Linked DNA regions of Homo sapiens: all the other regions are linked to region 1. The links are chromatin loops, found by intact Hi-C in ENCODE. Cell type or tissue: A673. All regions are shown on one strand. Region 1 has its middle 100 kb from the start of TRQ-CTG1-1. Region 2 has its middle 150 kb from the start of MBOAT1. Region 3 overlaps MIR548A1HG (MIR548A1 host gene).

Region 1 (2,500 bases):
AAATGGCTATTCAGGCTCTGGTCTCTCATTTTCAAATTTTCAAGTAAACACAATCAATATTTAGAAAATTATATTTCAGTTTTTGTTTTGAATGATCTTTTAAAATAATAAATGAAAAAATATAACTCTTGGGAATGCATGCCCATTGGTCACATCTCACCCTATAGTATGAATACCTAGGTGCACTTGCTTGTGCATTTCAGAGACTATGCCTGATGGCACAGGATAAATATAAATGCCCTGCCCTGAAGATATGAAGAGAATGAAGAGAAAAGATTTCTTACATTATACCAACACAAACACATTATGGTATAGAATGAAACAATTCGGATAATATTTTAATGAAATATGACTTCTCAAAGAAATTTGACAAGTATCACTAAGAATACTTTGGGAAAAATCTAAAAATCACTTCTCATCTAAAGTAGCAGGAAAAAACATGCCTGCATAGTCTATATAAAACCGTGTATTTGGCTTCCAATGTTTTCATGTTCCCTATAAGTTTTCTGATTGTCACAATAAGTATTTTTATTTTCCCCAATTATTCTGTATATGACATAGATTTTGGTCTTAACTATCCCAGTCTTACTTTTTTATTTACTTTCCATTTTGCAATAAAATAAAAGTAATAGGGCAGCTATAATACTCCAGGTATTCCCAGATATTCTTGCATGATCTGAACTATGTATGCTTTTATGTGTGCATTGTAACACTTTATTAGGATTTTTTTAACTCTTGAATCCCATGTTTGGTTTTGATTGCAAACCAATTATTTTTATTTGGATAAAGCTACAAATCTCAGGTATTTCTGATAAGCATCTCTCTGTGTGTGTGCACATGCACATGTGTGTGTATGCATATGCAAGTATATCTACATATTTCTCTCTATATCTATACCTCTATACATTTGCTAAAAATATTTACATAGATAATTTCTTAAATATCAAATTTTATCTTTTTCTACTTAAATTTTACCTGGTCAATGTCAATTCCTCTTACCTATTAAAATAATTTTGAATCTTGAGCCCAAAAACCAAGGGTGCCAATGGGAGTAAAGATGAACATGATTAGGGGAAAAGTACTTGCATTTGCTTTTTTTAGTATCAGTTTTAATGCTATGCAAGGTACCTACAAAAAAAATTTCTTTAAACTAGCATGTTATGCCCCTAAAATGCAGGTAGATTTCCCACAGGTTAGAAAAAAAAACATGTTTTTTAAAGTATTGTTTTAATTTATTGAATTCAAAATATAATGAATGGGACATACCCAGACAGAAGCTCAGTGGCATTTAGCTAGAGGACTCTGTCCAGATTGACCTCAATCTCTATGGGAACACAATAGATGAAGCTGCCGAATTGCCCATGAAACCACCTTGTTTCATTACTATACATCTCACATTTCATCATCTGTTCCACAGGAATATTATAATATATTTGCACAATCTTTTTAGTTTTGGGTAGACTCCAATAGATGCCCATTAAGTAAAGACATGGTCTCTTAACACTACTTTGCTCCAAAAAAGAAAGGAAGGAAGGAAGGGAGGGAGGGGAAGGAAGGAAGGAAGGAAGGAAGGAAGGAAGGAAGGAAGGAAGGAAGGAAGGAAGGAAATAGTTGCAGCATAAAACCTAGGAAATAACTTGAAGTTGGGGTCTCCAAAGAGATAAATTGGTTTTAAATGGACACTGGGAGAAACAGGAGAATTTTTCTCTAGTCAACAACTATGAAAAATCTGGTCAAAAATCAATAACAACTTTTCTTCTTAAGACATAATAGTGCTTGAAACAAGGAATTCATTGAATTATGTTAAAAGGCTTACATATCACTGAGAAAAAAATAAAATTTTTTCTAAATCAAAATACTCATTCCAGTGCCAGGAATCTAACTATGACATATAGAAAGTCATGAAGCACAATTGCTTCTGCCACAGAAACCAGAAAAAAAAGCAAAAGTAGATAGTATAAATAGAAAAATGGTAGACTTAACTCAACATTTGCATTAAATGTAAATGAAATAAACAGTCTATAAAAAGCCAGAGTTTGTCAGACTAAATCACAAAAAAAGGCCCCCAAATGTATATGCTTTGTACAGGAAACACATTAGTAAGTATATATCACAGATATGAGACACATATACTGACAGTAAGACAATAAAAAATGTTATACCAAACAATTGGAAACCAAAAAGTATGGTTATATTATTATCAGGAAAAGACTTCAACACACAGAATATGTTAAAGTCAGGAGAACATAACAACCCATGATATGAATGCACCAAGTAACATAACTTCAAAGTATTTTGAACAGATGCTCAGAAACTAGCTTTCTGACACCTGATTTTCTGTTAGACAGTATAGAACATTACATGTAGGAGTCTCTCCCCAGCAAATTGTTATTGGTATTAACATATTTCTTAATACAAAATATTCTGGCAAGTGTGCCTCACCTATCTTTAATAATAATGATGATAATAATAATAATGGCAACAGCTGTTAATAGTATTT
Region 2 (2,500 bases), 1.3 Mb before region 1:
CTTCCAAGCTGTGGGCGGCCCTCCACCTGGGCTCTGGGGAAGCATGCCCAGTCCATGAGAGCCACGCCAACACCCACCTGGGTCTGATGGATCCTCAGCTTTTTAAAATTCACTCTACAACATGCATTATTTTTTGTTTTATTGTTTGCTTTTACCACTGTTAAAAGTAGACAATATGAAAACAATTATTCTGCAGAGCGTTACACATTTCTAACAGCCTTCCTGAAATGTTTGGTCTGAAGCTGCCTCTATGGTTGTGAGAAATATGTGTAGTACATTTTTTTCTCCTTTCTTGATAGAGATTTCCATTTTATTGCTGAGAATGGGTTAGAAGTTATTCACAGACCCACTCAGGAAAATGGAAGTTACTCTCATAATCTCTATTATGAGATAAAGAAATGGAAGTTACTCTCATAATCTCTATTATTTATTTAGTGCTTGCTAGTTCCAAGCTTGGCGTTAAGTATTTTCACATACTTGGTGTCATTAGAGCCTTACGACAACCCTATGCAGCAGATACTATTAACCTCATTTTGCAGAGGTTCAGAGAGTTTAAATAATTTGTTCAAGATCACAGAGCTGGCCGTGCTGAGATGGGGTCTTTTGTCCTCTGATTCTAAAGCTCACTCTCTTGTCACTACCCAAAGCTGTCTCTTTTCCAGCGTTTTCCAACTGCCAATCTTCATGAATGTCTTGGTTGCCTGAAGATGAATTTGTCCACCAAGAGTGAAGAGTTTAGTGATTTGAGAAGCTGTGGAAAGTAAATGAAATGAGATACAGGGCCCATTCTGCTGCTGGGCTTTTAAAGAGAGAGGTGAGCAAAGCAGGTCGGCTATTTTGGGCTTAGAGCCAAGCCTTCTGGGGCTGTCCCAGGGAAGAACATTGCTGAGTTGTGGGGTAGAGCTTAGTGATGGCATGGTGCAGAGACAGGGCCTAAGGGGAGCTGTCTCAAAACCACTTCCTCCTCCAGGGTTCCTTCTCTGTGGGAGCCATTCTACTTCCCCACCCATGGGGGAACCTCTCTCTGTATTTTTTCCCCCAACACTATTTCTAGGATCCAGACACTAGTAGGCGCTGGGCAGGGATAGATGTCATGCTGGCTGATACTGCTAACTGGATAAACTGTGTGGAGCCTCAGTTTCCCCCACTTCATGGTCAGCAGGCTTTTTAGAACAGAAAGAAATTTGACGGTCTCTCTAGGAACCATGGCCAGGTTCCCACTGTTAGACACACACATAAGGGTCTCAGATTCATCTCAGGCTTGGGCCTCCCATGTGGTAGCCGAGCCATCAGGCTGGCTGTGAAATGCCTTATTTTATTTTCTGCCTAACATCAGGTTGCAAATGAAAATACCTTTTCAACCCTAGTATTATTACCCCTATGGATGGCACGTTTAATGTGCGCTATTCATTGTTATAATGGCCGCACCTGTGTAGCACACGCACACTGGAACTGCAGCAGCTGTGGACTGTAATTGCAAAACATTATTTTCTGTTTCTCCCCGAAAGCTTTTGTGCATGTGCGCGTGTGTGTTATCTGTGTCCGTGTGTTTGTTTCATCTATAATGACTGTGGCCCAAAGATTCCCCATCCCTACCCCCCTTTTTAAACATAAAACTAAATGTAAATACACTTATTTCTAAATGCACATTTCAGTGAAAGTCAGATGCAACCCCCCATCCCTCCCCTACACATTCAGTAATGAGACTTCAGAGAGCTACTTCGGAGCGTGTGGTCTGTGGAAAGGTTCACGCAATCGCCGCTGCTGGGTGCAGTGGTCTTTATGCTCGTTGGCACACAGGCTCTCCCATGATTAATGCATTTGTTCCTTGATATTCAGCCCCTGCAGGACAGAGAATCAATTTAGCACTCACAGGCCCAGATTATCACCAGTACCAAAGACATTTCTGCACCAGGGGCTTCCCCATTCAAAACGAAAAGATATTTTTCTTTTCATTTTTTTCTTTTTTTAGAGACAGAGTCTTGCTCTGTCGCCCAGGCTGGAGTGCAGTGGTGCGATCTCGGCTCCCCGCAACCTCCGCCTCCCGGGTTCAAGCAATTCTCCTGCCTCAGCCTCCCGAGTAACTGGAATTACAGGCGCGCACCACCATGCCCGGCTAATTTTTGTACTTTTAGTAAAGACGGAGTTTCACCATGTTGGCCAAGCTGGTCCCAAACTCCTGACCTCAGGTGATCCACCTGCCTCGGCCTCCTAAAGTGCCAGCATTGCAGGCGCGAGACACTGCGCCCGGCCCAAACAAGATTTCTAAGAAGGATGTGTTTTTTTCCATTTGCCTCCATTGGTTCTCATGTCTGGTGGATGAGGAAAAGCACTGTCTGCGATTTGGTCAAAACAGTTGGCTTTTCTCCTTTCCGTGCACTTCTTTAATTTGCAGAGATGCCATGTAGCCCGCTGCTGCAATGACTGTGGGGGAAACCAAGGCAACGGTCTAGCACAGAATTGAGTTAACACCTTAGATCGTGCAGTAGGGCTCCTGGTC
Region 3 (2,500 bases), 200 kb after region 1:
TGGCTCAAAGAGTCTTTGTATTAATAGTCACAACTCTGGAAGAGCCACAGGGTCCGTGAGAACTGAGCAAGTCAGTGACTTAGGAAAAGCTCATTTCTTCTCTGTACTGAAAACAGGGAGAAAATTCCACCTTGGACCATCAAAGAGGTGATTTATAATGTAGCAAATGATATTCTCAATACTGACCTTTGAGATAAAGAACTTGGTTTGAGGATGTCACATGGAACTGTATATGCCTTTAGAAAAATCCAATGAATATTTCATGCAAAAAGTTGAGAATGTGAACCTGAAGCTCAGAAAGTCAGGAATAAAACTACAAATGAATTTGGAATTTTCCCACATGAAAGAGATGCCCAGTGTGCAGATAAGAACACAGTAAGAAAAACAGAATTGAAAAGGTCCCATTGCTATGATGGTTTAATGCCTATGATACACAGCCTAAATAAAGATATAATATTGCCACCAAAACTATATATTAATAGGTTTCAAACATGAATTAGCATTTAACTAAAAACATGAGAATGCTTCCCTCTTGGAAAAAAAGAAAGCTAAATTCATCAAATTTTAAATTTATAAAACAGATGGATGATTAGCATTCAAAATGATTCAACATTGGATGTCAACGTTGATTTTTTTTTTGACCGGCAATTGCCCTTAGGAAAGTCAGTTTATGAAATTTCACTTCTCACTAGTTTTTCAGCACACATCCATTGTATTAGATGTGGAAAACATAGTTTAAAAACTGTCATCCCAAAAATTGTTTGAAAAGTTTCTATGATAGATAGGTTAACAAACTCTGTTGGATAGATGAGCTATTCTGCTATGTCATGAAAAGGTAGAACTTTCTGATAAGGCTATTTCAAAAAAAGTAAATATATCCCAAAGATTGATGTATGAGTGAGGATTGCTTTGGCTGCAATCATCAGAAACTGATTCTAACTTTTAAAATTATATATATGCATATATATATTTAAAAATTATTGGCTCACAGATCAAAGGAAATATTGAAAAGTCAGGCATTGGTGTTACCAGGATGAATCAGTCACTGCTAATTCTCCATTCCATACCACTAGAATCAGGATTTCTAGTCCTGAGGCAAAGAGCATTGCTTCGTATGCCCAACTCTTGGCTAGACAAGGACAGGGCCCCTTTGATCAACAGCTCCTCTTGGGCTGCACATAGCCTTTTTTAAAAGGATGTCAAAGTCATGCTATGACAAAAGATAATAGGCAGGAAGGAAACAGCAATGAATGTCTACAACACACAGCAAGCATGCATTTCTGATAGGAAAGCAAAAACAACCATGGATGTTGACATATAAAATGAATCCAATCATCATCCCAGAAATGCAAGTATTTTCATGTTCATATGCCTTGAATATCTTAAGAACCCAGAAATTTATTCTAGGTTACTATCAATTCAGAAAGACTCTTCATCAGATAGGGAGGATTTTTTTTCTATCGATAGGAACATAACAGGACCACTCTGTCTTGTTCTTATATTTCATAAAAATAAAACTAAAAGGAACAAGAGGTATGTTTGACCTTATATTTGAAATAAGCCAACATTATATTAAAATATTAATGCAACCTTAGACAATGTTAATAGAAAATTAAGTCCAAATGACAGGAAATACAGTCTCAGTGACTTCTCTCCTACTCAAACAGAGCACTGTTTTGAATTCTGAGTTTTATAATTTAGAAAGAATGGGCTCATGCCTTTAATCTCAGCACTTTGGGAGGCTGAGGTAGGTGGATCGCTTGAGCTCAAGAGTTCGAAACCAGCCTGGGCAACACAGCAAAACCCCATCTCTACAAAAAATACAAAAATTAGCTGGCCGTGGTGGCATGCCTGTAGTCCCAGCTACTTGGGAGGCTGAGGCAGGAGAATCACTTGAACTCTGGAGGCAGAGATTGCAGTGAGCCAAGATTGTGGCACTGCACTCCAGCCTGGTAACAGAGCGAGACTCTGTCTCAAACAACAACAACAAAAAATTAGTCAGGCATGGTGGAGTGCACCTGTGGTCCCAGCTACTCGAGAGGCTCAGGTGGGAGAATCACCTTAGTCTGGGAGGTCAAGGCTGCAGTAAGCCAAGATCACACCACTGCGCTCCATCTTGGGTGACAGAGTGAGACCCTGTCTCAAAAAAAAAGAAAGAAAGAAAGGATGCAGCAAATTAAGAGCACACTCAGAGGACATGACAGGACAGCAAAGAAACCATTGGAATAACAATGAGGGGAAACAGGAACATTTAACATATAGAAAAGAGGATTTGGGACTTAAATGACAACGGTCTTGAGTGCACTGTGCTGTACGGCAAAGAAAAATTGAATGTGTTCTCCAAAGATCTAGAATCCGGTTCCTACTCTATTCCTATTTACTGTGTGATCTCAAGCAGGTTGCTTCCCTTCTCTGGGTCTTATGTCTTCACCTTTATAAAAGGAGGTGTTGTTTTGTGAGCAATGGCAGGGGGTTTTCATCAGACTTAGGTTCAAATCCC

The links. Peaks named below come from ENCODE experiments on the same cell type or tissue, not always from the same donor. Only the 100,000 strongest peaks of a DNase experiment are listed, where the experiment ranks them.
Region 2: it touches region 1 in a loop (4-fold over the local background); 26 of 110 quality-filtered maps call a loop at or near these places.
Region 3: a loop joins it to region 1, with 8 times the contacts of the local background. A loop is called at or near these places in 5 of 110 quality-filtered maps.

What each region holds. Positions count from the first base shown.
Region 1 is chr6:18,733,367-18,735,866 of GRCh38, reverse strand. No RefSeq gene overlaps it. Among named protein-coding and RNA genes, the nearest start is that of TRQ-CTG1-1, 100 kb to the left of the region's middle. In A673, no CTCF peak of the experiment used is centred here; a DNase peak (open chromatin) is centred at 1,546; H3K27ac peaks cover 2,433 bases.
Region 2 is chr6:20,057,604-20,060,103 of GRCh38, reverse strand. No RefSeq gene overlaps it. Among named protein-coding and RNA genes, the nearest start is that of MBOAT1, 150 kb to the left of the region's middle. In A673, CTCF peaks have their summits at 881 and 1,085; no DNase peak of the experiment used is centred here.
Region 3 is chr6:18,529,091-18,531,590 of GRCh38, reverse strand. The region is part of intron 1 of MIR548A1HG (MIR548A1 host gene); the gene reads right to left. Among named protein-coding and RNA genes, the nearest start is that of MIR548A1HG, 7.6 kb to the right of the region's middle. In A673, no CTCF peak of the experiment used is centred here; a DNase peak (open chromatin) is centred at 1,190; H3K27ac peaks cover 2,317 bases.